2 separate regions of the Homo sapiens genome follow, and region 1 is linked to region 2. Evidence: read pairs that join two places in POLR2A ChIA-PET (ENCODE). Cell type or tissue: B cell. All regions are shown on one strand. Each heading gives the region's core, and the rest is flanking DNA. Links, peaks and the distances in the headings are about the cores only. Region 1 overlaps BASP1 (brain abundant membrane attached signal protein 1). Region 2 has its middle 31 kb from the start of LINC02111.

The links. ChIA-PET counts read pairs that join two places held together with the same protein. Peaks named below come from ENCODE experiments on the same cell type or tissue, not always from the same donor. Only the 100,000 strongest peaks of a DNase experiment are listed, where the experiment ranks them.
Region 1: POLR2A ChIA-PET joins it to region 2 with 10 read pairs; 2 of 35 experiments call an interaction of 5 or more read pairs at or near these places.

The regions. Positions count from the first base shown.
Region 1 is chr5:17,269,050-17,285,567 of GRCh38, reverse strand. BASP1 (brain abundant membrane attached signal protein 1) reads right to left here. Exons shown (of 2, transcript NM_006317.5): 2 at 8,734-10,360. The coding sequence starts at 10,351. The coding sequence ends at 9,668. Among named protein-coding and RNA genes, the nearest start is that of BASP1, 60 kb to the right of the region's middle. RefSeq lists an enhancer at 9,434-9,934. In B cell, for the core only: no CTCF peak of the experiment used is centred there; DNase peaks (open chromatin) are centred at 7,407, 8,663 and 8,947; H3K4me3 peaks cover 1,926 bases; H3K27ac peaks cover 7,069 bases.
Region 2 is chr5:17,347,988-17,364,505 of GRCh38, reverse strand. It overlaps the pseudogene FTH1P10. Among named protein-coding and RNA genes, the nearest start is that of LINC02111, 31 kb to the left of the region's middle. In B cell, for the core only: no CTCF peak of the experiment used is centred there; a DNase peak (open chromatin) is centred at 8,725.

The DNA.
Region 1 (16,518 bases), core at 5,622-13,621, 79 kb after region 2:
TGCTGGATTATATGGTAATTTTATTTTTAGTTTTTTGAGAAACCTCCATGCAATTTTCCATAATGGCTGTATTAATTTATACTCCCACAAGCAGTGTACAAGAGTTCCCTTCCTCCACATTCTCATTAACATTTGTTATCTTTTGTCTCTCTAATAATAGCCATGCTGACAGGTGAGAGGTGATATCTCATTGTGGTTTTAATCTGCATCTCCCTCATGAGCTCTGTTTTTGCTTTTTGTGTTTTAAATAGAGATGGGGTCTCACTGTGTTGCCCCAGCTGGTCTTGAACTCCTGGACTTAAGGGCTCTTCCTACTTTAGCCTCCCAAAATGCTGGGATTACAGGCATGAGCCACTGAGCCTGGCCAGCTCTGTTTTTAGGCTCAACATATTCCTAGCATTTGTGGGAATATAGTGCCTGGAAGATAGCAGCTGCTTAATAAATATTTGGTTAATGAATGAATGAAGCAATGTAGAACACACTAGGAGAGGTGACATATGGGAAAGTGTTATATATACAGAATGAATAAAAACTAAACCAGAGTTAATCCGTAACATCAGAATTTTCCTTTAAGAGAAATTGCTCATAAAAAATGGTGAGGGAAAAGATGAGATTGCCTCACTCATGATTGCTCACTTGTTTCAGAAGGAAATGAACGTCATGGTCTTGCATCCACTTAACAAATGCTCGTGTACTAGGCTGTGCGCTAAACACAGCCTTCTATCCTCTCCACAGCCCCCAAGGCAGATATATTCTCCAGTTCTTTTTTTTTTTTTTTTTTTTTTTTGAGACGGAGTCTCACTCTGTCACACAGGCTGGAGTGCAGTGGCGTGATCTCGGCTCACTACAACCTCCGTCTCCCAGGTTCAGCGATTCTCCTGCCTCAGCCTCCCGAATAACTGGGATTACAGGCTTATGCCACCGCGTCCAGCTAATTTTTGTATTTTTAGTAAAGACAGGGTTTCACCATGTTGGCCAGGCTGGTCTCGAACTCCTGACCTCAAGTGATCCGCCCGCCTCAGCCTCTCATAGTGCTGGGATTACAGGTGTGAGCCACTGAGCCCGGCCTCTCCAGTTCTTGAGTAAACAGAGGTTCTGAGAAGAAATCTGTCCCCAGGTTACAGAGGTAACTAAGATATGAAGGTGGGATTCCAGCTACTTCACCTCCCATGCATAAAGGCAATTCGTTCTTTTTCCTTGGTTCACATCTTGTTATCTCCATAATCTAATTTGAATATTCTCAGGAAAACCATCTTGGATTTTGACTCCCCCTTTTCCCCTAAAAAGATTGCCATACATTTGTGTTTTCTTTTTCTCCTACAAAGAGGGGTTGTTCTCTGTAGGACAATTCAGATCTCAATTCTGTGGTCGTTGTGACTCTATTTCCAAGGAAACCTTAAGAAATTCCTTCTCAATTGAAGTAGACAGACAGGCCAGAGCTTATGAACCCAGCTTTTTTTTTTTGAACTGAAGCCTCCATTGGAATAGCTGTGGTTCACTGAGTGTATATCACAAGCAGTCACTTCCAGGTCTTATTGAAAATCTTCACAGCAACTCTGTTGTTATTATTACCATCTTTTTTTCTAATGAGGTAAACTTAAAATCAAAGAATGATCCACCAAACCCTCATTCTAGTCCAAGCTTCTTTGTTCAAATCTTGTGAGTCACTCTATCCCAGTAGATTCCCAAAGAGGAGCTTCACGAAACTCTTGCCCTGCCCCTCTACCTTCCTTAAGAACTACTGAATCAGGCCAGGCACAGTGGCTCATGCCTCTAACAGCACTTTGGGAGGACGAGGCAGGTGGATCACCTGAGGCCAGGAGTTCGAGACCAGCCTGACCAACATGGTGAAACCTCATCTCTACTAAAAATACAAAAATTAGCCAGATGTGGTGGCACACGCCTGTAGTCCCAGCTACTTGGGAGGCTGAGCAGAGAATTGCTTGAACCCAGGAGGTGGAGGCTGTAGTGAGCCAAGATTGCACCACTGCACTCCAGCCTGGGCAACAGAGCAAGACTCTCTCTCTCAAAAAAAAAAAAAAACTACTGAATCAGGATCACAGCTTAGGGGCTGGGATCTCTTTATTTAGACATCCAAGAAAATTCTTATGTAGTCAATTTGTATGACATTTAGGAACTGATGCCTTGTTTTCTGAAACAGAGCTCTAGTTGTAGAATCTTCAAGATTCTCTTTTAATAAGCACTGTACATCAAGGACTATTTCAAATTACCTTGACTCCTGAACATGGTCTCTCTTAATCTTTATTATTCTTATAGATAAATGAGGGGCAGGGGGAAGTGGAGGAGTAAGATGAGTAAAGTTCCAAGTAAATTATATTTGTTCTTCCCGAACAAATGAAGAATGAGGGTTATGCAGTCCGAAAAACCAGCAAGCTCTGGCCCAATGTAAGTGTTTGCCTCAGAGTGCAGTCAGTGGAAGGAAGGAAGGAAGGAAGGAAGGAAGGAAGGAAGGAAGGAAGGAAGGAAGGAAGGGAGGGAGGGAGAGAGGAAGGAAGGAAAGAAGGAAGGAAGGAAGGAAAGAAGGAAGGAAGGAAGTAGGTAAAGAGTGAAACTATCACAATGGAAGTTACGTACTTGAACAACAACAAAAAAAGAGGAAGTAGGGAACTTGATGGGAAAGACAAAATGTAGAGGAAAGAGAATAAGGAAGGGAGGAAATAAACAAAAGACAAAAAAGTTATTATGAAGTTCTAATTAGCAGCCCAAATGTAAGCAACTCTTTCTGATTCATTCTAATTAGGCTTGTCTTCTATTTAATTGATTTTGATTTTGTCATTTCTACTATAGTGTGTGTGTGTGTGTGTGTTTTATTTTGTAAAGGTAGGTTTTGCTCTGAATGTCAAGGCAATTTCAGCTCCTGAAAGAGAAGGTAACTATTATTTTCAGCTCTTAAAATTGAAAGAAAGAAAGAAAGAAACAGAAAGAAAAGAAAAACTCTACCCTCTGGGGAATTTGCATACTAGGCAGACTTGGGTGCCCCGCAGTGGGTGGTTCCGGCTGAGAGTTTGTCTATTCTTAGATGTCTGTGCTGAGGCAGAGTGGGACGGAAATTGTTCACTGCTGCTTTAGGACCTTAGAGTCATTTCTTTTAATGGGGTTCGACTGTCAAATCAAATCTCCCAACCTGTGTAAAAGGCTCTTGTAATTACATGTGTCATCTCTTTTCACGACAAAACTCAAAACTGGTTTGTTTCTGAGGTACTGAAATGCAGTCTTTCTCCTGCATTAAGAGGATTGCTTTCTTTTTAGAGGAAGGGCTGGGGGGATTTTTTTTTCCCCACTTTTTTTGTTAACAAAAGCATGTGACAAGTCAACCAATCTTCCTCAAGGTAAAACAGGGGCCTGTTTTTCTTTGAGTAATTATGTGATGTGCCTGACTTTCAGGTGTGTGGCTTTTAAATACAACAAATCAACATTAAAGATTAATTCATTCAATTACAAGGCAAGAATCTTTGTTGCCTATTCAAACATATTTTCTACTTTAATAAATTCATAGCTTAAAAAGCCAAAAGACAGTGAGATCACCAATAATAAGCCTCTAGTGTTTGGAACTCAGTCTGTAAGATCATTCTTTTTTTATCAAAATATATATGTAAGTTTTACAAACTATACATATATATAAAGTGCTCTCTAAATGATTTATATATGTGTATGTGTGTATGTGTGTGTGTGTGTGTGTGTATGTGTGTATATATGTATATTTTTATTTTTAGACAGTCTCATCCCGTTGCCCAGGCTGGAGTGCAGTGGCACGATCTCAGCTCACTGCAGCCTCCACCCCAAGAATCTCAAGTGATTCTCCTGCCTCAGCCTCCACAGTAGCTGGAATTACATGTGTGCACCACCATGGCCAGGTAATTTTTGTATTTTTAGTAGAGACAGGGTTTCGCCATATTGGCCAGGCTGGTCTCGAACTCCTGGCCTCAAGTGATCTGCCCACCTTGGCCTCCCAAAATCGTGGGATACAGTCATGAGCCACCGCGTCTGGGCCAAAATATATTTATTTTTAAGCTTTGGTATAAGTTTCTATACCCAGATATTCGGGGAAGCCTGAAGACTACCAATGTTTTGTTTTTATTATCTGAAACTCTGATTCAGAATTCATGAAATATATGTAAAAATTATATTTAAGATGAGAATTCCCCAAGACAACATTTTTATTGAGACCATTTTAGTCTCTTAAATCCTGGACTATATAAGCAATAAAAATGAAAACAAAACAAAACAAAGCAAGTTCATGTGTTCTCTAGATGATTCTAAATAAGTAGTTATTAACCCATCATTTTTCCATTTAACATTTTAACACATTGACCTCAAGGAGTTGCAATAAAAGGAATGGGTACATTATACAAAGCCATTAAATTATAAATGAATGGTATTAATGACAAATTTTCCCGGACCCAGAGGGAAACTCAGGGAAAATATAAAATTACCTTCAAAGACAACAAAATGAAAAATAAATGTGACATATGGACCTTAGGAAAAAATGGAAATCAAGTGCACATGAGATAAAAAGATAGGGCCAGGCATGGTGACTCATGCCTGTAATCCCAACACTTTGGGAGGCCAAGGTGGGCAGAGCACCTGAGCTTAAAACTTTCAGACCAGCCTGAGCAACATGGCAAAAACCTGTCTCTACCAAAAATATTATACACAAAATTAAACGGGAGTGTTGGCATGCACCTGCAGTCCCAGTTACTCAGGAGGCTGAGTAACTGGAGGATCACTTGAGCCTGGGAGGAGGTTGCAGTGTGCCCAGATTTTGCCACTGCACTCCAACCTGGGTGAAAGAGTTTAAGACTCCGTCTTAAATAAATAAATAAAAATTTAAAAAATAATAAAAAGAGATAAGGAGATAGGTATGAGATTTTTACTTGGTTTATTTATTTCAGTGTGTACAGTTGCACTATTTTTTTTTTTTTTATGATTGTAGTTCTTTTTCAAAGTTATTTCCCTCAGGAATTTCCTTAAATATGTATGTGAATGGAAGCATATAGCTTCAGAATGAATAATGCTTTTAATAAAATGAAGACTGAGGAAACTTGGAGAAATGTACCAAATCCATGATTCCCTGGACTTTGAGATTTTATATACTACTAATAAATTTTGTCCTTAAAAAGATTGAGGCTGGGCATGGTGGCTCAGGCCTGTAATTACAACACTTTGGGAAGGATCACTTGAGCCCAGGAGTTGGAGACCAGTCTGGACAACATAGTGAGACCCCAGTTTCTACAAAAAAAAAAAAAGAAAAAAATTAGCTGGGCCTGGTGGTGCTTGCTTGCAGTCCTAGCCACTCAGAATGCTAAAGCAAGAGGATCGCTTGAGTCCAGGAGTTTGAGGCTGCAGTGAACTATGATTGCACCACTTCACTCTAGCCTGAGTGACAGTGAGACTCTCTAAAAAAAAATTTAAAAACAAACAAACAAAAAGAAACAGTAGAAAGCATATAGAATCATGGTAAGAGATAGCATTTATAAAAAAATCAAAGAAATATAGCTTCATGAAAAACTCCCTACATTGCCCTTTTAATTTTTCTGTGAGGAGATAGCATTGAGAAAATACATGACACTCTGGCCAAATAGCACTCTCTGAGCTAAATATTTAAAATATTAACTACTTAGTAAACCAAATCAGTGTCAGTTACAAATCAAGCAAATTGTGCCTCCTTTTATGAGGATAAATGTAAAAGCTCACCTGATTAATCTCACAACTACTAGTGGTACTGCCATTTGGTACATTTTTAAGATTACCTCCTGAGCATCCAGTTTTCATTATTATGCAAATTAGCTAAAACAAAGCTCAAAATAACTCCAGTTACCTTCCCAAATAGCAGAATAGAAATCAAAAGGATGGAGATTAATCCCATCAATCTTGAGACAAGAAACCGGAAAACACCAAAATAGGAAATTTCATAAATGAGTTTTTTTCATAGATGAAACCTGACTGAAATTTGCTGGATATGTATATGCCTCCTATCTATGAAAGAACACTTAAGATCGGTGTCCTATAGTTAGCTCTGATCATGGACACTAACTAGTATGTGCCTGTTTCAGTGAAGATACTGTGTTTTGTTATACCATGATGTTTCATTCAAGGAAAATTAAAGTCCCAGGATGCTTTACGAAAACAAACTTCCTGTTAGCAATGCAGTAAGTACTCTTGGCTATGCTGGTACCTAATGATTTACCCAACTTAGGTAAAGAAGTTACCCAGCTAAAGTATGTCTAGGTCTTGTCAGCGCAAGTAGTTGACAACCAAGTCCTTACTGTCCACTAGACCTACGTCTTGATTCCAGAGAGAAAGAAGATTCTCCAAGACTGGGGAATGACATTCCGGGAGTGCCAGTACCACCTCTGCCTCCATATTGCCAGGAACAGACTGAAGATGGCCTTCTCTCAGGGTTGAGACCAGGAAGGGCCATCCTGGGATGCATGGCACATGCCAGCTCTTGGGGACCAGAGTCCATTCCCATCATGCAGAGGCGGCATCAGCTACGGAAAAGAATCTTCAAAGTGGAGGGACAAGCCTGGCATCCCTGTACAAGTTCCTCTGGATTCCTCATAGTTTCCTCCTTGCAGTACGCACAAAGGCACCCAGTAAATGAACGTTAGACCCTGGAACACTTCATTCTTCATAGAGGAGAGGGACATGCCTAAGTTAGTGAAGCAAATATGCGGTAAGTTCCCCGATGGTTCTGACTTGCCTGTTCAGCACAGGCTGTGCAGTCCCTTCTCTTCATTTTAAATCATTCATGAGGCAAGAACAATCTAGGTTAATCCAAATTAACATGGCCCAACATTGTTCCCTTCCTGGCTGAGCCAATTACTCCCACACGTACTACATTTTCTGCTGCATATACAACTTCAAACTACAGCTCAAGTTTTTTTCTTCAGTATGGTAAAATTCAATGTCATGAACCATGGCTAGGTTAAAATTCTGATTTAAACATTTTGGTGACTATATTTCTAACACTTTTTAGTTGCTTCAACACCTAATGGAGTTATAAAAAAGAAAAATAAATATATATAGCTCAGATTTTAATTCTCCTACTCTGCAACTCCAAATAAATTCAGAAAAATGTCTCAGTTTCATTTATTCAAAAAATGGCAATTTGTAGTAATAAATGCTAATCTGGGAGGCTGATTTGATTGTTCTAATTACCAAAAAGCTTAGCATTTTTTTTATTAGAAGAAGGGGAAGTGGGGAAGACAGTGAATATATAAAATATTACTTCCACCAAGCATATTTTTCTGCAATAAATGCATGGCATTTAATCAGTAACTATATAAATGTCCTCCATGGTTCACTGAATCTTTTACCACTCCATCACCATCACCGGCCCCCAAGCTATTTTGTATATGCGAGGACACGCGGGTAATTACCTGGACATTCCCCTTCTTTTTCCTTATGTAAAACAGTTGCCTGGTGGTTACTGTGTTTACAGATTTCTTGTATGCTGTGCTTTCAAGCATTAAGAATTCAAATTTATCTCACTATAGAAACAAGAACCCAAAGTGCCAAAAAATGATCATAAATACCAGTTGAACCCAACGGGTATAATACTTACATAATCCTCACTTTCACCACTTTTTCTTTCCCAATGAGGTAAGAGACAGACTATAGGCTACTCCCAAAATACTCAAAGATTTTTTTCCCTTTTTTATTTAACCATGTGTAATGTAACCCGTAAGAATGGAACCAGGTTCGTCTGAATCCATTGTGTCATTAATGTCCCTTTGAGAATCAATTCCATTACACTGGCCTTCACACATTCCACAGGACATTTCCTATGTCGGAGTTTTCTAAACTATGAAATTGTTATTCATTACTCTGTGAGTTTTGGAGAATCAAGACATGGAAGAGACATCCCATCAGTCTGTGCATACCTATGCATCGTGACATTAAATTGTCACCGGGTATGTACCCAAACCATTAAATGGGACCTTGCCTCAGAGATCATAAAGGCTACACCCTTTTGTAAGTAAAGCAAGGAAGGTCTGGGAAGGTTGGAAGTGACTTAAAACCCATCCAAGTCACTAGTGGCAAAATCAGGACCGAAATCCGGTCACCATAAAGGCCGGCTCCATGCTTGCTTCCGCATCACTGCTGTCTCATAGCACAATTCTCAGGTGGCCTTTCCTGGCTCTACCATGAATATGATAAAAATAAAAATAGGGGATGGGATAGAACAGAATAACCATTAGTGGTGCCACAATTTACAAACACAGGTTTCTATAAGATCCTGTCATTCATTTTTTCCCCAGCCTTCAAGATCAAATCTATTTATTGTCTTTTAACGTGTTTTATTCAAAATCTTTCTTCTTCTTAATTAGTTACATTTTCAGAGGGTGCATATGCATAGATGCAGTAAGTTTTCAGTTTAACTTCTTCTGAGATAGTTTACTGACATTGCCCTAGCTATTTTTTTCAACAAATAATGTTGGCATTTTTTTTTTTTTAAATAGAGGTGGGGTCTCACTATCTTACTCAGGCTGGTCCTCAACTCTTGGGCTCAAGCCATCCACCTGCCTCGGCCTCCAAAAGTGCTGGGATTACAGGCGTGATCCACCGTCCCTGGTCTATTTTTTTACTTCTATCCAAATATATTCAGAAAAATGGCCAATACAGTGCTCTGTTCTCTGATAAAGTAGTTATTGAAGGGGACTAGAAAAGTAAAACAAACAGAACAAAAAACCCAATAGTCTTTATTACTTCTTTTTAATTGTTTAACTTTATTACTGTTGCACCATTTATACAATTACATATAATTTCAATGCATCCATTGTACATTTTTTTGTTTTTTTTTTGTTTTTTTTTTCCATTTTCCAATGAGTGGTGTGTTGGTGTCTGTGACACAGAATGGAAGAGAAACTGGAACTGCAATGAACGCAGACTTTTTTTTTTTTTTTTTTTCATTTCCACTGACCAATAAACAGAACTACAGGTGCACCCAACCACGGACATGCATTAACTCGTCATGAGAAATCTAGGTAGGCTAAGTAGGATGAGAGAATGTTTGTCACTCCCAAAAATATCTGGAGAGGAAGAATGGAGGATTGGCATTGAGATCCATGTGGACAAGCTAAGTGGGCTCTGTCTGAAAGCTGGCATTCATCCACAACATTAAAAAAATATCAAAATAAGAAAGGCTGTAAATTAAAAAGAAAACACAGAAAATACTGCTCTCATAAAGATCTGATTGCCTTGGCACAGGCCCTGTGGGCAGAATCAAACGCATCACTCCCAACTCCCATTGCAGAAGAAAAGCTATTCAACTCTCAGCGGTGGAGGAGTGCATGTGGCGGCAGTTTCAGGTACAAACGATGTACTGCACTTTCAGACGCGGATCTTGGAAATCCAGGACTTCTTGGTAAAGTTGACTGAAGGTATATTAGATATTTCCCCACAAAAATACTATTTGGATTCTCCCACCCCCTCCCTCCCTTGATGGGACAACATCCTGTATTTTTCCTTGGGCAATACATATCATTACTTCCAATTTGAAACAAGTTAGTATAGGAGAGAGAGAGAGGAGAGATAGGAGAGGAGAGAGAGAGAGGAGATAGAGAGAGAGATAGAGAGAGAGAGAGAGAGAGAGAGAGGAGATTGTTTTAAGTGGTATTGTTTTTCCTATAGGCTGTCCTTGTCACTCTTTCACGGTTACGGTTTGGTCGGAATTAGCTGCCGGGGCCTCCACCGGCTTGGGCTCTTCTGCAGAGGCTGCGGGGCCCTGGGCCTTGGGTGTGGAACTAGGCGCTTCCGTGGCTGCGGGGGTCTCCTTGGAAGAGGGGGCAGCCTCCGAGCTGCCGGGTTTTGAGTCTGAAGCTGGGGCCCCGTCACTTTTGGTCTCCTGGGCGGCAGGAGCTGCGGGCGCCTCAGTCTTTTTGGGTTCCCCTTCCTCCTTGCTGGGCTCCTCCCCGGCGGCAGGGGCCGCGCTCTCGGCCGGGGCCGCGGCGGCCTCAGCAGCTTTGGGGGCCTCGCCGCCCGCAGCGGGGCCGGGGGCCGCCTGCTCCTGCTCGGGCGCCTTCGGGGGCTCAGCCTTGGCCTCTGCCGCGCCCTCCGTCTTCTCGGGCTCCGCCTTCGGGGCCTCCTCCTTGGCAGCCGCCGCGTCCTTCTCGCCCTCCTTCTCCTCGGCCTTGCCCTCGGCGTCCTGGTCGGGCTTCTCCTTGCCCTCCTTGGCCTCGGCGGGCTCTGCGGCCGCCTGGGGCTCACTCTCCTTCGGGGTCCCCTCCTCTTCCGTCGCCGCGCCCTCGGCCTTCTTGTCTTTCTCCTTGGCTTTCTCGTCGTTCACATTGTAGCCCTTCTTCTTCTTGCTGAGCTTGCCTCCCATCTTGGAGTTCTGGAAGCAAACACAAAACAAAACAAAACGGCGGTTACTAGGCAAGTGTGGGGACCACAAAAAGCTGCATTTTGCAAAGCAAGGGGTTCTGGGCCTGCTGCACTGCACACCCCAAAGGGGTGGCATGGTAAACTATAGTTAGGCACAGTTAAATTCAATTTATTCATGTATTTATTTTTGAGACAGGGTCTCGCTATGTTACCCAGGCTGGAATGCCGTGGTGAGATCTCTTCTCACTGCAGCCTCCACCTCCTGGGCTCAGGGGATCCTCCCGCCTCAGCCTCCCACACAGCTGGGCCCACAGGTGTACCCACCACGCCCAAGTAATCAGTTAAATTATTATATTACACTGTTATTACACAATTAAAAGTTAAAAATTTTAAAAAGAATCAAAAACATTAAGGAGCTCAATTAAGTGAGTTCTGCAATAATTTTAAATGAGTTTTTAAAACAATGTGTCACGAAAAGAAATTAAGGAGCTCAGTTGTGGAGCTTCTAATCATAGCCAGTTGAGGGAATAATAAGCTGAGATCAAAGAATCAGTGATTAGAGGCAAAGTTTGTCAACCCTGGAGAGGAGGAGCGCTATCTGTTTTTCATCTGCAATCCCATGTCTGATGCAAACACCAAGCGTGGAACAGGCATGTGCAGCATGGCAGGGGCAGCCATCTTAGACCCAGGTTAGAGCTAGAGAAAGGCGTTGCAATTTTAAAATGCTTTCTGGAGAAACTGCACAGCTGTAATAAAGCACAAATCACAGATTTCTAGAAAATAATCTCAAACTACAAACTCTCTCTGCTACATATGTGTGTGTGTTATATCAGCAAACACATCTTCAAACACGTAAGGTAAACAGGATTCAGTCTATCTTCTTACCAAGCAGGGGCAGTTATGAAAAAGCCAGTGTCTCTTGCTGGCTGTGTCTGACATAAATTCATTTCAAGGTATTTTCAGCTTAAAAAAAGTAGTTCTATAGTAACATAAAATTGTTGTTCATTATCAATTTCCTGGTTAGAATTCAAACTATACATGCACGTTCAATGGTCATTAACAACTGTCTTAAGGCTGCCGCTTTCATTCTGGCACAAGAAACTCCATTTGTATTTGAATCTTGAAATTCTCTCCTCTGAAAACCAAGCATTAAACCAGATAAATAATAAATTATAAATTTATAAATAATAAATTTCATCCAGAACCATGGCCAGAGCTAAACAGACTCTTGGTGCATTTTTTTTCCTTCAAGTCCATTTTTCTGTCACCACACATCAGTGAAAATCCACTGAAATGTTGCTTTTGCAAAGAAAATGGTTGCTTTTCCTGGATGAAGCGTGGCAGAAATCACATTATACTATCCTCGTTAGTCCCATAAATGAGAAAAGCCCAGGAGAGAGCATCAGCCTTGCCCTGGACCCCAAGGGAGGTTAGAAAGAGCAGGGGGGAACCACCTGGTTTTGCCCAGGTCAGGTCCACTGGCAGAACTGTACACACTCCTTTGCCAGCTTTGCAAATATATACATCCCTTATTTAGAAAAGAAGGATTTGCTGTTTATTACTTCCTTGGAATCAAGATTCATGACAGTGAAATAACCTATATTTATCTTATTAAAAGTCGAGTTTTTGGTGGAAGAAAATGAATTCTTCAGTCAAAATTTTTCTCACCATTCTATATGCTAATTTCTAATCTGGAATGACTTCAGTAGTTGGGGGAAGAGAAAAGCAATAAACTGAAATTTGACTAAAATACTATTCATATTCTCAAGAAAGGTCTTTATGATGTTACCTAAGATTCTCTTACATGTCCTTTTTTTTTAGAAAAGGGGGTGGCAATTGGTCATAACCTGCTTCAGACAGGCTCTATTGGATTTAATTTTTGATTATTTCTCCCTCAAAAGTAGAAACAAACATACATGGCAAAAAATACAATTAAATATACTTTCATCCTATAAGCAATCACAGAGCAGTACATGAAAATATAAAGAAATAAACCGGATCAATATTTTAAATTATAGTTTATAACTCTTCCATTGAATTCTTAACTAGTCAGTATGCACGAATGGCCTATACCAAATATAATTTCAGCTCTGATATTTCAAAATACATTGGGTCCCTTAGGTTGAGCTAAATAAGAAACAGGAAACCTAACAGGTCTGCCTTTAGGATCTTCTCTCAATCCAGTAATAGAAACCCATACACCAACTTAGAAATTACAGACACTAAGATAAAGTGCAAACATAGGGGGTCCAGTAAGTATAACATGGGGTGCTGCTTTCTGACACCCACAGCATGAAATTCTATACAGCAATCCCCAGAGGTTTAAAGTCATGTTGGGTTACAAACCTAAAATCTGAGTTACTAAAACTGGCTTTTCTGACACATAGTTAAGGCCACATTCTATTCTTTGTTTTATGCCCAGCTGCGATTTGTTTCTGGGTCGAAAATGAACACACGTAATCAAGTTATAAGTAAGAAAATATGTCTCAATCCAGTTTGTTTTTCAAACAAAGTTAACAAACGCCCCTGGCATTTTGCTAATTTACCTCTACTGGTTATATTGAGGTATCAGAGGGACGCTCATAGGACCCACCTGAACCCTCGAAAAGCAGGATTGTCTCATTATTTCCCAAGACCATATGCGTGAAGACCTTGCCTACAACATCTATTAACTGTTTCCTAGGTATCAAGCACAATCCTACTCATAAATATATTACATAAAATATGTAATCTCAACAGCACCATGGGGTAGTATGCCATTCACATTCTCCTTTTACCCATAAGGAAATCCTACTAGCTGAGTTCGTGGAGCTGTACTATGAGCAAAGGCCAAGTCCAGCAAAATTCAGTAAGGCAGGAAGGCACCACAGAGGGGATAGAAGGAACTCCACTGAGAAGCCGGCAATGGGGCAAAGCTCTCAGCCCAGGAATGTTATGCGCCTGGGTTACAAGGATGGTGCCACCTGGGGTAGTTCAGAACTCAGGTGTTGAGGGAATAAGGAAGAAATTCAGTATTTTGAGTATCCTCTGCCTCTCAACATTTCATCTTCCTATTTGCCAGAGAAGCTTTTTACCAAGAGAAAGCAATGAGCATACAGTTTAATGATTTCATTCTTTTTCTTTTCTTTCTTTTTTTTTTTTTTTTTCTTGAAATGCAGTCTCAGTCTGTCACCTAGGCTGGAGTGCAGCAGCAGCACAATCTCGGCTCACTGCAACCTCCGCCTCCCAGGTTCAAGCAATTCTCCTGCCCAGCCTCCCGAGTAGCTGAGATTACAGGAGCCTGCCACCATGCCCAGCTAATTTTAGTATTTTTAGCACAGATGAGGTTTCACCATGTTGGCCAGGCTGGTCTTGAACTCCTGACCTCAGGTGATCTGCCCACTTCGGCCTCCCGAAATGCTGGGATTACAGGCGTGAGCCACCATGCCCAGCCGATTTCATTCATTTCTGTTACTTCTAATTTTGAAAGACATCATTTGGTATAGAAAGTTAGAAGTTGGAACTTCTAAGATTAAAATAAAGCAGTTAAAAAAATACAGCAATAGACAATCCATGCTGAAAAGTCACTTCAACTAAAAAAGTCACTAAACCAAAGCTCTACTGAAAAGGCCGAGACTGACTTTGCATTTCTCCACAACTAGGAAATTCACTAGAATTTTGTAGCACAGCAACAAAATTCAGACCAATGCTGAAGGCACTGACCTCAGTTCTATGTGTTTATGTATTAACCAAACACTAAAACTGACCTCTGTTATGACATCTCAGAAAAAAGCTAATTCTGGAGCTGTCCTTTAAAGACCGGGTGTGGTGGCTCACACCTGTAATCCCAGCACTTTGGGAGGCCGAGGTGGGTGGATCACTTGAGGTCAGGAGTTCAAGATCAACCTGGCCAACATGGCAAAACCCCGTCTCTACAAAAATTACAAAAATTAGCCAGGCGTGGTGGTGCACACCTATCATCCCAGCTACTGGGGAGGCTTGAGCCTGGGAGGCAGAGGTTGCAGTGAGCCGAGATCAGCCACTGCACTATGGCCTGGGCAGAGTGAGACCCTGCCTCAAAACAAAACAAAGCAAAACAAAAAACAAAAAGCAAACAAAAAAGCTGTCCTTCAAAGAAAACTCGATGCCACAAGGGCGAAAATGACAGGCTTACCGATTAATATTGGCATAGAAAATAACCATAAACAGTAGTAGAGAGAGGAATTTCACTGAGTTTAATCTGGTAAATATTGGACAAGAATTGAATTTCAAGGAGACTTTGCACATTGGGTCATGGCAGAGTATAAAAATCCCACCTCCACAGCACACCCACCCAGAATCCTTGGGCAAGTTATTTAATCTCATCGTCCTTCCGTTTCCTTTAAAATAAAAAAATTTTTTTAAATGTCAATTTAATGGGAATTTAATGTGAGGCCATGTGAGTACAACATTTTACATTTCCAGGGACTGCAAAAATGTTAGTTCCTTCCCCCATCATTTAGTTTGAAAATTCTTAGATAATTCTTTGCTGGTAAATTCCAACAGAATAGTTAGCACACAGGTTCCACACACACAAGTTCTAGAATCAGGAATCTGAAGCACCACAATGAAAAGAACATTTAACATCTTTTAAAAATGTTTAATGTTATCAGAAAGATGTTTGGTATATGTGTTCCATGCATGCTCCTGCTGGTTCTATTTGAAAAAGAAGTTTTTACAGTTATCTGTTGTCACCATATTGTAAAGGTAAAATCTCTACTTCTTCGCTCTGAATATTTTACTACTTAAGATTCTAAGAGGTTTTCAGTCTTTTTAAATATATTAACAGTCCATTCTGCCAAGAAATCAGTTTCTACACAGAGATAAAAACCAAAGATTAGTTAAATCCATTCCTCCCAATTAGAACGAGTATTGGAGTGATCAGAGAAAGAGAAGAGGGGGCTGTGTGTGGTGGCTCACACCTGTAATCCTAGCACTTTGGGAGGCCGAGGCGGGCAGATCATCTGAGGTCAAGAGTTGAAGACCAGCCTGACCAACATGGAGAAACCCCGTCTCTACTAAAAATACAAAATTAGCCAGATGTGGTGGTGCATGCCTGTAATCCCAGCTACTCAGGAGGCTGAGGCAGGAGAATCGCTTGAACCTGGGAAGTGGAGGTTGCGGTGAGCCGAGATCGCACAATTGCACTCCACCCTGGGCAACAAGAGCAAAACTCTTGTCTCAAAAAATAAAAATAAAGAGAAGAAATGTAATTGCATTTTTTGCTGTCCCCTCACCACCTCTTCATCACTTGGTCCAAGGAAACAAGAGAAAAGTGTTTTGATCACCAAGATGGAAAAGGAATCCCAATTCTTTTACTCATTTAATGCCTCAAATTTCACGTGTAAAGGGTAAAAACCTGGTCTACAGCTTATCTTGGCTAATAAGCTAAACACACCATGTTAATGAGAGAAGCTAACATTGTCAAATGTCATTTTGTTTTGCTACTTCCTGCAGAAGAATACTGTTTGTTTATCATATGTCAAATAGCTTAATAGAGATACTAACTTACATCTTTAAAATCCCCCACAACTATCTTGTGACTAGTTTTATTCCCTTCCACCTTATAAAACCAAGCCTCCATCCAATTAATCCCACCTGGCTAGAAACAGCTATTCTGGAAGAAATGTGATAAAGTTCTGCTTTTCGGTGAAGAGAGAAGAGAGTGTGCCATTCGAGCACTGTGAGTTGATCAGAGCAACCTGGGCTGGAAAGCAGGCAAATCAGAGGGAGGCCTGAAAAGGTCAGAGGGAGGGTTGGAAGTGATTATTCATCACACCAGCCTGGTCCTTTTTTGCCTACACCTGCCAGGAAACTCAAAAAGTGTTTGCATCCGTGGAATACATACCCATCACCTTCTGAGTCTCACTTCCTACAACTGATGTTAGCTTAGACTACACACTCAGTCCTGACACAAATCTTTCTTTCGTTTATTGGCAGCAAATCATGTTCCCTAATAAATAAACGTGTACATTTATGAACGTTCATGAAACTTTTAAAGACAAGTTTCTCTAACTTCTTCATGCCTAGGAAGGCCATAAAAGAGCAACTTCATAGCTAGGTCAGCAAGGTAAGGTGAAGTTTTTTTGTTGTTGTTTGTTCGTTTGTTTTTGTCCTCAGAGACAACTACACTTTAGTGTCTTCAGAGGA
Region 2 (16,518 bases), core at 5,645-13,644:
TTCTGAAATCAGAGATGTTGCCACGCCATGGTGCTAAAGCAGGGGGAAGTGGGTTGGAGAGGAACGTAATCTTCATGTAAATCTATATCCACACACAAAAAAATGAATGTTCCTGTCCTTGGAAGAAAGGAGGTAAGGCAGAGTCAGGGTTTTGAATGTTTTTTCCTACCATCTGCTGATTCTATGCTTTCAAACTCTTTCTTGAGCAGCTGCTAGGCAGCTGTTTCAGCCTCCTGAGATAGGTAGAGAGGAAAAGAAAGGAAAAAAGAATACAAACCTACAGAGACTTCCACACCATCCAGACTTTAGGTAGAGTTGTGCTATTTATATATATTAATTTTTTTAATTAAAAAAATGTTTTAGGCCAGGCACAGTGGCTCATGCCTGTAATCCCAGTATTTTGGGAGACTGAGGCAGGAGGATCACTTGAGGCCAGGAGTTCGAGACCAGCCTGGCCAACATGGCAAAACCCCGTCTCTACTAAAACTCTAAAAATACAAAAATTAGCCAGGCATGGTGGCTCATGCCTGTAATACCAGCTACTACGGAGGCTCAGGCAGGAGAATTGCTTGACTCCTGGAGGCGGAGGTTGCAGTGAGTCCAGATCACGCTATTGCACTCCAGCCTGGGCTACAGAGTAAGACTCTGTCTCAAAAAAAAAAAAAATTTTTTTAGATACAGAGTCTAGCTTTGTCACCCAAGCTGGAATATAGTGGCACCATCATAGCTCACTGTAGCCTCAACCTCCTGGGGTCAAAGGATCCTCCTGCCTTAGCCTCCTGAGTGGCTTGGATTACAGGCATGCACCACCACACACAGCTAAGCTTTTTAAAAAAAGTTTTTAGTAAAGACAGGGGTCTCTCTATCTTACCCAGGCTGGACTCAAACTCCTAGCCTCAAGCGATCCTCCTGCCTTAGTCTCCCAAAGTGATGGGATTACAGAATGAGCCACCACACCCAGCTGGGTTATGCTGGGTGGAGACAATCATATTAATCTCCCTACATGGAGACCCACCCAGTTGGGCGAATGCTTTGGGTGAGTCTACTTGGTGATTGGCTCTCCAGGGCTGATGGGTTTGTGAGTGGGAACAGATCTAAATTGCCCTGCCCACAAATGGGGTAGTTGGTAGGGAGAGGGGTAGTTAGGAGCTACATGAATCATGGGGCAGGAAAGCCTGAAAAATGAAGGACTTTGAGGGAGCAAAAATATCTCATTGATCTCTCCAAAAACCATCAGAAAGCACAGCTAGATGTACTAGACTTCCTGTAATAAATGCGAACAACGCTTGACAGGGCTTAGCTGTGTCTCAAAATGGGAAAACATACTTACAGAGTTTGGGGGTCTGGGTGATTGTAAGGTGGGGAAATGGTTGGGCCTGGGCAGAGTTTCTGACATAACAGGAGTGGATTGAAGGGGAGTGGGGTGAGACGTTTGAAGAGAGCCCTGAAGAGCAAGCTGTCGGCCCCAAAGCGAGTAGCTGACACTTTTGTTTGGGTTTTTGGGGTTGTTCCCCATGTTGTTTAACACACAGACAGGAAAGTATGCCTGATCCCAGTATTGTTTAACACAGAGACAAGAAATTACATATTGATTTTTAATCTTACAGGATTTTAATGAAATTAGTGACTGTGTAATTGACACCCTTTCCTACATCTCCTTGGAAATCTTTGGTAAAATTCACCTTGCTCACTAATGCTTTGTGAAACACTTTCTTTGGTATCTGTAAGTAAACATGACACCTTGTTTCCAGGTCAGTGTAGTGATCAGAGATAACTTTGTAGCCTACGTACCCATAGGACCATTCTAACGAGAATGAAAAGGTTATGCAGGAGACATGAAGATAGACCAAAGGGCTCTGGAAACCAGACAGATGGATTTAAACCAAGAATATTTTAATAGTAATGGCAGACTAAGGGGAATCATTTAAAAAAAAAAAAAAAAGTCTAGGCCAGGCAGCGGTGGCTCACGCCTGTGATCACAACACTTTGGGAAGCCAAGGCAGGTGGATCACTTGAGGTCAGGAGTGTCAGGCCTCTGAGCCCAAGCGAAGCCATCATATCCCCGCGACCTGCACGTATACATCCAGATGGCCTGAAGCAACTGAAGATCCATAAAAGAACTGAAAATTAAAAAAAAGAAAAAGAAAATAGCCTTAACTGATAACATTCCACCATTGTAATTTGTTTCTGCCCCACCGTAACTGATCAATGTACTTTGTGATCTCCCCCACCTTTAAGAAGCTTCTTTGTAATTCTCCCCACCCTTGAGAACGTACTTTGTGAGATCCACCCCTTGCCTGCAAAACATTGCTCCTAACTCCACCGCCCATCCCAAAACCTATAGGAACTCATGATAATCCCATCACCCTTTGTGGACTCCTTTTTCAGACTCAGCCTGCCTGCACCTAGGTGAAATAAACAGCCTTGTTGCTCACACAAAGCCTGTTGGTGGTCTTCACACGGATGTGTGAGACAAGGAGTTCGAGACCAGCTTGGCCAACATGGTAAAACACTGTCTCTACTAAAAATACAAAAATTAGCCGGGCGTGGTGGCTCCTGCCTGTAGTCCCAGCTACTCAGGAGGCTGAGGCAGGAAAATTGCTTGAACCCAGGAGGTGGAGGTTGCAGTGAGCCAAGATTGTGCCACTGTACTACAGTCTGGGCAACACAGCGAGACTCCTTCTAAAAAAAAAAAAAATGTCTACACAACGTCTTCAGCTTAGGATAGAGAGGGAAGAGGAAGAAGCCAATTGAAAGGCTGTCACACAAGGTGAACAAGCCTTGAATAAGGACATTCACAAAGTTAGTTGTAAAGAGCGCAGATACAAACTATGAATCACAAGCCAACAAGCCACAGAATTTAAAGTAGGCCAAATATGAGTTATCAGATGCAAAGAAGAGTCGAAGAAAACTCTAAATTTTCAAGCCTTTGATCGGGAAGATAATGATATTTTTGAGAATGAGGAACATAAGACAAAATATTGAGAGAAGGAAGAATGCAGTTTGGGCAGTTTGGGTTCGTCCAGGCACTGAGAGATCTAAGTGATACCTCTGGAAATGATATAGGAATTCAGAAGAAAGTACTTAGCCAGATAATGAGGGTACAGAGGTCCTTGGTAAGGTTTTCCTTTTAATGAAAAGCAGCCCCTAAATCATTTTCTTTTCTAACAAAGGCAGCCTGTAAAATCAAGCTGCAGACATAGACAGGCAAGCTGGAAGTTTGCACAGGTGAATGCCGGCAACTGTGCCAATAGGAAAAGGCTACCTGTGACTAGGCATGATCAAAATGGCAGTTCCATTGGCCCTTCTCTTTGCCAGCAACATGTACAGTAAGGAGCAGACAAGATGGCTCTGGCCAAAGGGAAAGCCCATTTGCATAATAAGATTAGGGTGTAAATGTCACACCTGGTCAAACCAATCTGTGGGCCCTATGTAAATCAGACACCGCCTCCTCAAGCCTACCTATAAAATCTGCAGTGGTCCCCTGCAGGCTGGCTTTTCCCTTTCAGACGCCTCTCTCACAAGAGAAAGAGCTGCTCTCCTCTCTCCTTTCATCTGCCTAGTAAACTTTCTGCTCCCTAACCCACCTGCATGTGTCCGTGTCCTTAATCTTGGCACGATATGACGGACCCCTAGTATTTACCCCAGACAAGGATGCTGCTTCAGAAGGTAGTTAGGGATGTGGGTGTGATGCTTTGGTGAAATGACAGAAGAGAGATTACAGCAACTGCTGCATCTCAAGTGCATCCCACAGTCCAGACCTTGTGCTGCCTGGTCTCACAGGTGAGATCTCTAGCGGCCTTGCGATGGCAGGAAGAGTAGGCAGGCACGGTCCTCTCTAGGAGAAAATCTGGCAGACATGCATACTTCACAAACATGCAACATAAGAAGGAACTGTGAAAACACGTCTATACTTTTCCCAAGGGCACCTTTTGTCCCTGCACATTGGGGCTCTCCTGGCCTGCGGGAAGTGTACCCGTGTCCATCTCATTCTCTCTCTTTCCTCCCTTCTGTTCTACCCTTGTGAGGCCCAGTTTCTCCTGCCCTGTTTCTCCCAACACGTGCTGCCAGCTGGGGCCTCCGGGACCCATGTCCCTGGTTCCATGCTGAAGCCAGCTCCTTGGAGCTGGGGTACCCATCTATCTCAGGAAACACCAGGGGTCTTTTAGACTTTTCTTAGTGAAGTAGTCACAACCCAAGAAATATCTTTCTCTGGTTAATTTTGAAGGATTCCTAGCATGCTTTGTTGTGATTGAAAAATTCTTTTCTTTACAAAGGGTAAGGAAGAAGGGTAGCAGAGGGTAGGAAAAGTTGAGACTAGAAAACTTGTTTTCCCAGTGATGAAATAATCCTTCCCCCAAATGATTTTATTCTTAGGGGCTCTTAAATTTCATTCTGTAAAAAAGAAAGTTCGAGCAACCTAGCCTGGGAGAAAGAGGAGAAATCCGCAGACCAGAAGAACAACTGGCCAGAGAAAAGTGATGTCAGAAAGCAGCATGCTGGAGGAGCAGCTCCAGCAGAAGCCCTGGAGAACAAGGGGAGATTCAAAATCACTGGACTTGACAATGAGGAGAGAGATTATGACCTTCAAAAAAGCAGCGTCAGCAGAAAGGAGCGGTTACGCTTTGCTCGATGCAAGTTACCCAGAAATCATCCCCTCTAATCCTGTACTTCCTGACATCGCTTTCCCAACTTTTTGTAAATACTCATATGTCAGGCTCCTCCAATTCCATTGGTTAACTCAAGAAAGCAGAAGAAAACTTTATGTGAGTAATAAAACTGTGGGTTTGGTGATACTCGTGATCATTTGTAAAACCACATGTTTTAACACGCACACAGAAAATTCACTTTCAAAAAACAGTTGTTGCCAATTTTCTGTTCTCTGTCACAAAGTGGCTCCAGGTTGAGTTTCCAAAGCCTACATATTTGTGGCTGCCTTTCTGGAAAAATGCTAACAATGAACTCCACATCCAGCCTCGTCTCAAGCAGATTTCTGTTGGCCGCAATTATGAGAAGGTGTACGAATCGGTCCATACCCTAAACATCCATGCTATTCTCCGTTTTTGTATCCTTATCAGAAAACTAAACCACATCCTCAAGCTAGTGTTTGTTTTTAAACCAAGCAGAGTTTCTGGCATCCTTGTTTAAGGTACTGAAATTTTGTGCAGATATCTTTACCACATGCTTTGAACTTCACCCATCAGTCATGATTAAATGCTCTCAATTCCCACACCCCTGTGTTCATGTATGCTTTCATTTGCAGATAGAGAGATAAAGATATATAGAGAGAGATATACACAGATATATATACAGATATATCTACCATATATATAAAACTATATATATAATTTGAAGTTGGTCATGACTTTAGGTACTTTCATTCATCTAATTATATTACTAGAAGCTCAATCCTAGGAATATTTGCCAATGAATACTTTCAAAGTTGAATCCCACAGCCAAATGAATTAGTGTTATAAGATGGTACCGTTGCATTCAATAAACCTTACATTTAATGTAACATGCAAAACGTTTTCCAAACCACCAACCATTCCCAGACTGTTTGAAATACAAATACGTCCACAGTAGCATGGCCTAGATGATTTCTTATGTCCGTCGGACTAAGCAATTTCATAAAGATAGCTGATTTTTAACAGACATATTTCAAGTTCAATAATGCAAACAGATGAGTCAAACAAAAGCAGTATTAGTGTTAGTATCATTCAGGGTTCTTTAGAGAAAAAAATTAAGAGGATGTGTGTGTGTGTGTGTGAATATAAATACATATACATATAAATGTATATGTACACATTTTTCAGAGAATTACTTCAAGGAATTGTCTTGTGTGACTGTGGGAGTTGGCAGGACTGAAATACTTAGGGCGGGGGACAGGATAGAAACCCTACCAAGATTTCTACTTTATAGTCTTGGGGCAAAGTTTCTTCTTCCCCCGAGGAAGCCTCAGTTTTTGCTCTCAGGCCTTCAATGGATTGGTTGAGGCCTACCTGTATTATCAAGGCTAATCTCTTTCACTTAAAGTCAGTTGATTGCAGATATTAACCACATCTACAAAATACTCTCACAGCAACCTCTAGATTAATGTTTGATTAAATAACTTAATACAATAGCCTAGCAAAAGCGACATATAAACTCGACATCAAAGTTGACTATCACAGTGTGGCAGTCCTTATGAATACAGAATGTAGTTCCAATATCAGCAAAGTCTAAATCAGATTGGGACGATGTTGCAAAGATATTGAAGGCATAGCTCCTTTTGTGCAAGAGAAGATCATCTAATGAGATAAACTGACAGTCATGGAAAATTGCATAAACATACATATGCTACAACCACACAAGCTGAAGAGAGACATCTCTGCAAGGCCAAAACCCAACACCAATTAATTCATTGATTTTAGTCCTCTGTACACTTGTGCTATCAAAACAAAAATCATTTGTCTTAAGAAAACCATACCATTATTAAAAAGTAAAAAAATTACAGATGCTGCCCAGGTTGTGAAGAAAAGGGAATGCTTATACACTGCTGGTGGGAATGTAAATTAGTTCAGCCATTGTGGAAAGCACTCTGGCGATTTCTTAAAGAACTTAAAACAGAACTACCATTCCACCCAGCAATCCCATTATTGGGTGTACACCCAGAGGAATAGAAACCATTCTACCACAAAGACACACATACACATATGTTCATTGCAGCACTACTCATAATAGCAAAGACAAAGAATCAGCCTCAATGCTCAATGGTAGACTGGATTTTTAAAACGTGGTACACACACGCCATGGAATACTATACAGCCATGAAAAGGGATGAGATCATGTCCTTTGCAGCAACATGGATAGAGGTGGAGGCCATTCTCCTAAGCAAACTAACGCAGGAACAGAAAGCTAAATATTGCATGTTATCACTTATAAGTGGGAGCTAAACATTGAATACATATGGACACAAAAAGGGGAACACAAACACCAGAGTCTACTTGATGGTGGAGGGTTGGGGGAGGGTGAGGATCGAAAAACTCCCTATTGGGTACTATGCTTATTACCTAGGTGGCAAAATAATCTGTACATTAAACCTCTGCAACATGAATTTACCTATGTAACAAACCTGAATATGTACACCTGAACCTAAAATAAAATAAATGAAAACCATATCACATTAAAGAAACAATGTTATCTTAGGGAACAAGGTCTCAAATTATACAAATTTTAATTTTGCCCAGGATATGTAATAGTTTTCTGTTGTCAAGGTGATTACTTTTTTTTCTTTTTCTTTTTAAATCCTTTTTTTTTTTTTTTTTTTGAGACAGAGTCTTGCTGCCAACCAGGCTGGCGTGTAGTGGCAACATCTTGGCTTACTGCAACCTCCACCTCCCAGGCTCAAGCGAGTCTCCTGCCTCTGCCTCCCGAGTAACTGGGATTACAGGTGTGAGCCACCACATCCAGCTAATTTTTGTATTTTTAGTAGAGATGGGGTTTCACCATGTTGGCCAGGCTGGCCTCGCACTCCTGGCCTCAAGTGATCCACCCACCTTGGCCTCCCAAAGTCCTGGGATTACAGGCATGAGTCACCACGCCCAGCCATGATTACTCTTTTATCTTGACAGTATTATATAAAATAATTATGAAGCCACCTTATGAATATTCTACCCAACTTCCTTAAAGCTTTATCATATAAAAGAGCTATCATTAAGGAAATGAAAAAGATGAAGGACAAGGAAGTTGCTATTATGAGCAGAATCACTTTTATCCTGGTGGCCATACTTCTTTTACATCCTGGTTTCACTTCTTTTTTGTCCCTTTACATTTTAAAAAAGAAACTACCATTAGAAAACCAGAACTATCAAAATATCAAATCTCTTGTTTTGAGCTTTGTGATAGTTAATTTTCCTGTCAACTTGGCTAGGCTATGGTGCCCAGTTGTTTGGTTAAACACTAGTCTAGATGTTGCTGTCAAGGTATTTATGGATGTGGTTAACATGGAAATCAGTAGACTTTTAGTAAAACACAATACCTTTCATGATGTGATGGGCCTCATCCAATCAGTTGGAGGCCTTAAAAGCAAAGACAGAAGTTTCTCTTAGCTAAATTTCCTACCAGTCTGCCCTACCAATTTTGGAGTTGTCACTCTCCAGAATCATGTAAGCCAATTCCAGTCAATCAATCAATAGATAAATGTATGTACACATGTATATATGTATATGTGTGTGCATATGTATGCATGTGTGATATGGTTTGGCTATGTCCCCACTCAAATCTCATCTTGAATTCCCATGTGTTGTGTGAGGGAGCCATTGGGAGGTGATTGAGTCATGGGGGCAGGTCTTTCCTGTGCTGTTCTCATGATAGTGAGTCAGTCTCATGAGATCTTATACAGCAGCATGAAAATGGACTAATACAGTGTGTGTACTGTTTCTCTGGGAACATTGACTCATTGACTAAGGCAAGCTTTTTTTTTTTTTTTTGGTTTGCTTATAAATATTTTAGACAAGAGATACAACTTATTGTAACAAAAAAATCTTTTATATACCTGTGTGTTAGTCTGTTCTCACTCTACTAATAAAGACATAACCTAGACTCGGTAATTTATAAAGGAAAGAGGTTTAATGGACTCACAGTTCCACATGGCTGGAGAGGCCTCACAATCATGATGGAAGGCAAAGGGGAAGCAAAGATGTGTCTTACATGGAAGTGGGCAAGAGAGCTTGTTGGGGAACTCCCTTTCATAAAACCATCAGTTCTCTTGAGACTTATTCACTGTCACCAGAACGGCACAGGAAAAACCTGCCCCCATGATTCAATTATCTCCACCTGGCCTCGCCCTTGACATGTGGGGATTATTACAATTCAAGGTGAGATTTGAGTGGGGACACAGCCAAACCATATGAGCTTGTTTTACCAGTAACTAAATAATTTATTTCAATGGTATGAGATCATCTTAAGTTTATTTTTTCAAAATATATGTATCTTTTATTTGGAATCTGATTATAAAAATAAATTGTAAAACATAATGACACTGAATAGTTATTGGATGATACCAAGAAATGTGTTAATATTTTTACATGAAACAATGGTTTGCAGTTATTTTATCAAAAGGAGAGTAATCTTTTGAAATATATATTTGGTACCTTTATGGATAAAGTGATAGAAAATTAAAGTCTTTCTATGGAATTGCTTTTGGCATTTGTGTTTTTAGTCACTCTTTTCACTTACATTTATTTATTACACTTACATTTCACTTACCTTTATGTTTCTTTTTATAAAAATAAAACAGATGGCCAGGCGCGGTGGCTCACGCCTGTAATCCCAGCACTTCGGGAGGCCGAGGCAGGTAGATCACCTGAGATCAAAAGTTCCTGACCAGCCTAACCAATATGGTGAAACCCCATCTCTACTAAAAATACAAAAATTAGCCGGGCGTCATGGAGCGTGCCTGTAATCCCAGCCATTCGGGAGGCTGAGGCAGGAGAATCGCTTGAATCCAAGAGGTGGAGGTTGCAGTGAGCCAAGATTGTGCCATTGCACTCCAGCCTGGGCAACAAGAGCAAAACTCCATCTCAAAATAAATAATAAATAAATAAATAAATAAGACATATAAGATTTGCTACAAGAAAATTTATTTCAATAGTGTGACTACATCCTATTTAATTTCATGTTGTATATTTTTAAGGACAAGAGAAGGAAAAGGAAAAAAAGTTCACTGAATGCTTCCTATGTGCCAGGCTCTGTGTAGGTTATCTTTTAATTCTCAGAGCAGGAGTGGTGGATGGTATTTTAGTCATTTCACAGTGGGGAAAATAGTGGTGATGGAAGTGAGTATCAGTGAGGATAACAGACTGCTTCAACTTAGCTTAAAAGTAGAGAGATGGACGTTCTTCCACGAGAGTCGTCGGGGTTTCCTGCTTCAACAGTGCTTGGACAGAACCTGGCGCTCGTCCCCCACACCGGCCGGCTGCCCATAGCCAGCCCTCCGTCACCTCCTCACCGCGCCCTCGGACTGCCCCAAGGCCCCCGCCGCCGCTCCAGCACTGCGCAGTCACCACCGCGAACGCAGCCGCCTCTCCTTAGTCGCCGCCATGACGACCGCGTCCACCTCACAGGTGCGCCAGGACTACCACCAGGACTAAAGGCCGCCATCAACCGCCAGATCAACCTGGAGCTCTACGCCTCCTGCGTTTACCTGTCCATGTCTTACTACTTTGACCGCGATGATGTGGCTTTGAAGAACTTTGCCAAATACTTTCTTCACCAATCTCATGAGGAGAGGGAACATGCTGAGAAACTGATGAAGCTGCAGAACCAAGGAGGTGGCCGAATCTTCCTTCAGGATATCAAGAAACCGGACTGTGATGACTGGGAGAGCGGGCTGAATGCGATGGAGTGTGCATTACATTTGGAAAAAAATGTGAATCAGTCACTACTGGAACTGCACAAACTGGCCACTGACAAAAATGACCCCCATTTGTGTGACTTCATTGAGACACATTACCTGAATGAGCAGGTCAAAGCCATCAAAGAATTGGGTGACCACATGACCAACTTGTGCAAGATGGGAGCACCCGAATCTAGCTTGGCGGAATATCTCTTTGACCAGCACACCCTGGGAGACAGTGATAATGAAAGCTAAGCCTCAGGCTAATTTCCCCATAGCCGTGGGGTGACTTCCCTGGTCACCAAGGCAGTGCATGCATGTTGGGGTTTCCTTTACCTTTTCTATAAGTTGTACCAAAACATCCACTTAAGTTCTTTGATTTGTACCATTCCTTCACATAAAGAAATTGGGTACCAAAAAAAAAAAAAAAAAAGTGAAGAGATAGGAGTCTCTCTCCAATACCTATATATACCCCTTCCCATTGTAGTGAACTACATCCCTCGGAATAAGGAGGTTACATTATTATTGAGTGGCAAGCCAAAACAATCATTTCACAGAATCCTTCATGCCAAATTAGATATCTATGCATGACACAGAACCTAGAAAGACTTGGGTTGTGTTTCAAAGAAAACTTCCCCCAAAAGAAAATGAAGATGATTCTATATTCATGCCATTTATAGCCATAGAAGATCATGATATCATCTTTTCTGAAGGATTTTTTTAAAATCACAAATGCAGACAAGATCAGAAAAATGTACATATTGCATTTTATGAATGCAAGAAAGTGGACATATTGAGCAACTCTGTTATGAATGAATTGGATATATGATCTTATAGAGGGGGTTATACTTAAAAGTTTATGTTTTCTAACAAATATGTGACCACATATTCAGTGTAACCACTATTATCATTTGAACCTGAGGTCACCTTAAGTTTTAACCTGAAAGGAATGGCATGTATTTTGTGTTTGCGTGTGACAGAGTCTCACTCTGTCACCCAGGCTGGAGTGCAGTGGCTCAATCTCGGCTCACTGCAGCGTCAACCTTCCAGGCTCATGCCATCCTCCTGCCTCAGCCTCCTGAGTAGCAGGGACTACAGTCATGCACCACCACAACCAGCTAATTTTGGGGGTTTTTGTTTGTTTGTTTTGTTTTGTTTTGTTTTGTTTTGTTTTTTGGTAGAGATGGAGTCTCACTATATTGCCTAGGCCGGCCTCAAACTCCTGGGCGAAAGTGATCCTTCCACCTCGGCCTCCCAAAGTGCTGGGATTACAGGTGTGAGCCACCGTGCCCGGCTGGCATGCATTTATTTCACTTTGCCCCTTCAGGGAGCCACTTCACTGATCATTCTTAGACTGCAGTTGGCATGACTGGATACACTCTGTTCTCCTTCCAAACACTGCTTCCTTAGCACTCAAGGCTTTTTAGGTAGTGGACACTGGCCAGTCTAAATGGATTCCAGGTGTTCAGCGTGGAAACTGTATGCCTCTTCCTGGAAAGGATAAAGATTTGCTGTGGTTAACTTGGAAACCAAAGCAAGAGGGTGATTTGGGGCTGTCACCTGTGATGCTTAGGATCATTCTATTATTATGCTTTCTTAGTTTCCACTCCTGTGGAGCCATTCAATCAATTGGCACTCGGCTAATTAACAATCTGAAAATTACCATGGTTAAGGAACAGAGGAAAAGTACAGCAGACATTTAATTATGTGAACATTAGTCTCTGGTTAGACTGCTTTATTGATAAAATTTGCTGAAATGGGTAAGATTTTCCCGTTGCTAGGGCAACCTGCCTACAGGAATAACCAATCTATACATCATTCCAGCAAGCGGTCTTTGCAATTTAATAAAAGAAAAAATAAATGTAGCTACAGAGCCACATTGGAGAGAAGACACAAAATAAAATACAGAAGGGAAAATGATAATGCTTGAGATGGTGGGTGTTGGGTTTGAAGATTGGAGTGAAACATGGCTACTTTCCCGAAAGAAGGCCAACTCTAGGAAGGATACAGAAGAAATAAGATATAAGCAGCATATGGTCTTTCCCCTTCTGTCATCTTATTTTTTTACCACTTCCCCTTGCTCTCTCCTTTCCATCCTCATTGGACTTCTGGCCGTTTCTCAAATGTGCTGTGCGACCTCCCACCTCACTCCATATTTCCTCATTTGTCTGCTTGGAAACCTCTCCCCAGAAACACACATGGTTCCCTCTCTCTCATATCCTACCCTCCTCTTATCAGAGCATTCTTTCCTGACCATTATTTATGAAGTAGCCCCCTGCCACACCCACCACTGTCCTTGACTATCACTTTATAATACTTTCTTTTTTTCTCCAGAGCATCTTTCTCCATGTGATATTACATATGCATTTGCTGTTTATTCTCAGTTTTCCTTGCTGGAATGGAAGCTGTAGTAAGATTAAGATTGTTTTGGTCATTGCTCTGCCTTCAGCATCCTGAACAGTGTCTTGTTCTTTGTGCACACAGATTATTATTTGCTAGTATGTGAAGTTCGGCTTCTAAATTTTTTAATTAAAAAAATAAAAATAGAGACGAGGTCCCACTTTGTTGCCCAGGCTGGTCTCAAACTCCTGGGCTCAAGCAATCCTCCCTCCTCGGACTCCCAAAGTACTGGCATTACAGGGGTGAGCTACTGCATCCAGCCTGCTCCCAATCTTTAAAAATCTAGTTAGGAAAAAAAAAAATCCAGTTAGGGAAATAAAACCAACATATGTAAAGCAAGCATAAAGTGTTAATATGATACAAATCAACAAGACAAAAACAAACCCAAAAGCAGTGGCAATGGGATACAGAATGGGTTAGAAGAGAAAAGAAAAAGCATTCTTAGGGAAATAGGACTTTGGTCACTAGCAGAAAAATCCTTCTAAAACATCACGTGCGTCCTACCAGTCCTGAGCTAGATATTGCCTATTGATTCTTCACAGGGGCTAGAAGTATGGAGACCACATTTCACAGACGCCCATGCCGGCTTGGTTCCAGCCAAGGATCTGCCAACAGGAGGCTCTTGTGGAAGGTTAGAAGGAAGAAGGAGAGTACACATCTTTCCTTTTGAAGCCTTAGTGGTATCTAAGCAGTTGGAAGCAGGTTTCTGTAGCTCCTGACCTCTGAAAACCACACTCTCCTTTCCACTCCTCCAACCCGTCTAACAATTGTAATTTAATTCTATTGTAAATCTAAATCTAACCTAAATCTAATGTAAATTGTAATCTAATTCTCCATATTAAATACCTCTTTGCTGGAAATATCTGAAGTGTTTTTTCTTTTTCTTTTCCTGACTTAATCTAAGCTGAGAACCTGCTACTTCTTAGCGTATTTATTCTTTAATTCATATTCTCAATTAAATATGACTTGAATTTATATTCTTTAATTCATATTCTAAATTCTAAGGTTTACCTGGTGGGGAAGAAGGCTACACAGGCAACCACCCTCAAGAAAGCTCTCTCCAGATCATGTAAGCCCAGGAGTTCAAGACCAGCCTGGGCAACAAAGTGAGACCCCATCCTACAAAAAAATTAAAAAAGTAGTCAGGCATGGTGGTGCATGCCTGTGGTCCCAGCTACATAAGAGGCTGAGGCAGGAGGATCTCTTGAGCCCAGGAGGTTAAGGCACAATAAGCCAAGTTTGTGCCATTGCACTCCAGCCTGGGTGACAGAATGAGACGTTGTCAAAAAAAAAAAGAAAGAAAGAAAGAAAGAAAGGAGAAAAAGAAAAGAAAGAAAGAAAGAAAAGAAAGAAAAGAAGGAAGGAAGGAAGGAAAGAAAGAAAGGAAAGAGGGAGGGAAGACAGAAAGAAAGAAAGAAAGAAAGAAAGAAAGAAAGAAAGAAAGAAAGGAGGGAGGGAGGGAGAGAGGGAGGAAGGAGGGAAGGAAGGAAAGAAGGAAGGAAGGAAGGAAGGAAGGAAGGAAGGAAGGGAAAGAAAACTGTCCTAGATGGTTCCCTCTGGCCAGCATTCATCTGTCTTTTGTCTGAATTCCTAAATTACATATGGTAGTCAGCACCCCACAATTTTCACCTAATTTCACACTGTCATATCTTACTCTGTATTTTTTTCTTAAATACAAATTTGCACTCTCCAATTATATTTTACGTATCTAGAAGGCAAGCCTCGGAGCTTTTACTTTTATCTCTGGTAATACCTATGACAGTATTGGGCATTTTGTCAATACCCAATATATAAACGTGTTAGTTTCACTTGAAAGGAATAAAAGAGTATTTCTCACATCAGTGTGGAAGGGCGTTGATTTGGCCACTGTCATTGATTATATCATCCTACTTGTCAACCTTCCATAAACCACTTTAAACTTTGGTAACACAGTTGAAGGAGTTAGAAAGAAATAAAGGGTAGGAAAAAATTAGCACAGAAGAACTTCTATAGGACCCCTGGTTTTACATGTAAAAATCTATGATTTCAGTTCAGTAAAAATGAGTCTGCTAACACCTGGAGCCCAACAGCCATTTTTAGCTAATTTTCACAGATCTCGAGGTTGCCAAAATGTCACAGGATGCTGTCCTAACTAAGCTGACAGCCTACTTCACTTAAGCTCCCTTCATTATTAATCTCAACATTTGCTTATTTGTATCTGCTATTTTCTGCTAGACACAGATTTGTGATTCAATAATAATAATCAGAGTTATTGAGGGATTGGGGGAAAATTATTTTTCAAATGCGTAATTGATTCTAATACATAGTCAATTTAATTAAATAGGCTTGGATAAAAAGACAAGAAATCTCTCCAAGAAAGGATCTGTACAAGAAATATCTTAAAGAAAGGAGTTATACAAGCCAGATACCTCGTGAGAATTTTGGAGCAAACTGTCGCAATGCCATCTTTGACCCTCCACAGAAAAATCAGCTAAATTAAGAGCCAGAATATAAGGCCTGGAAATCCTGAAATATGGAATCACAAACAATTTTGCCCCTCTCAGAATACTCAGAGAGAGAGAGAGAGCACCAAGGCTCATATCATCAGAAACATCTTCCAGCACCTATGATTCCAACAGGAATTGATTTGTTAGTCAATGTGCAAAGATAAAGTCATTATCTTCTTATTACTAACAAAGCCCTAAATAAGCTACTAATTTAGAACTGGTGAAGTATCCAGGTGAGGAACTGAGAAGTAAAGATTTTCTTTCTAGATTCCAGAGAACAGGATGAGGTTTTTATTGTTGTTCTTGTTTTGAGTTTTTTTGAGACAAAGTCTCGCTCTGTCGCTCAGGCTGGAGTGCAATGGCATGATCTTGGCTCACTGCAACCTCCGCCTCCCAGGCTCAAGCGATTCTCCTGCCTCAGCCTCCCAAGTAGCTAGGATTACAGGTGTGTGCCACCACCCCTGCTAATTTTTTGTATTTTTAGTAGAGACGGGGTTTCACCGTGTTGGCCAGGCTGGTCTCGAACTCCTGACCTAAAATGATACACCCACCTCGGCCTCCCAAAGTGTTGGGATTACAGACGTGAGCCACCATGCCCAACAAGGGTGAGTTTTTAAATGAGGCATGTGTGCTTTATTTCCTTGATTAAGGACCCAGCGTGATGCCCTTTAACATTGATCTGCACCTGTGGCTTTGTCTTGCCTGTGCCAACCAACTCAGATGGTCCTTACTGATAAGTTACATTATTCAGGGCTGGTAGTTACAAAAAACAGTAGATTGGTTATTTAAGCAGAAAAGAGGTTTCATAAAGGGTAACAAGTAACTCTCAGAATCTCCTGATTGATCAGAGAATGGGTTTATAGGCAGTGTGACGAGGAACAAAACCTGAGTTTCACCAACCTACTGCCCACAAGCCACTGACATTGTCCCAGAGCAAGGGCCCTGGCAAGCAGCTCACGTCTCTGAGGCCTCATGCTTTCCACTTCTGCTCTCAGCCATGAGCATCCCAAACAAGCTGGCATGAATGCTGTGTGCCAGGCCCCTGCTTCTTTTGCTTGCTCTAAGTTAAAGCCTACCACAAGTGCACCTCATCTATTCAGTCTGGGTCACATGCTTTGTTTAGTTGCAAAGGATACCGCCATGCTTGGCCACATTGAAGCCAAAGTCAAAAGGGAAAATCTGTAATGCTGTCTTTGTTTTAAAATGTTAACCAACATAGATTTTTTGAATTTTTTGAAATATTGCATTAAAATT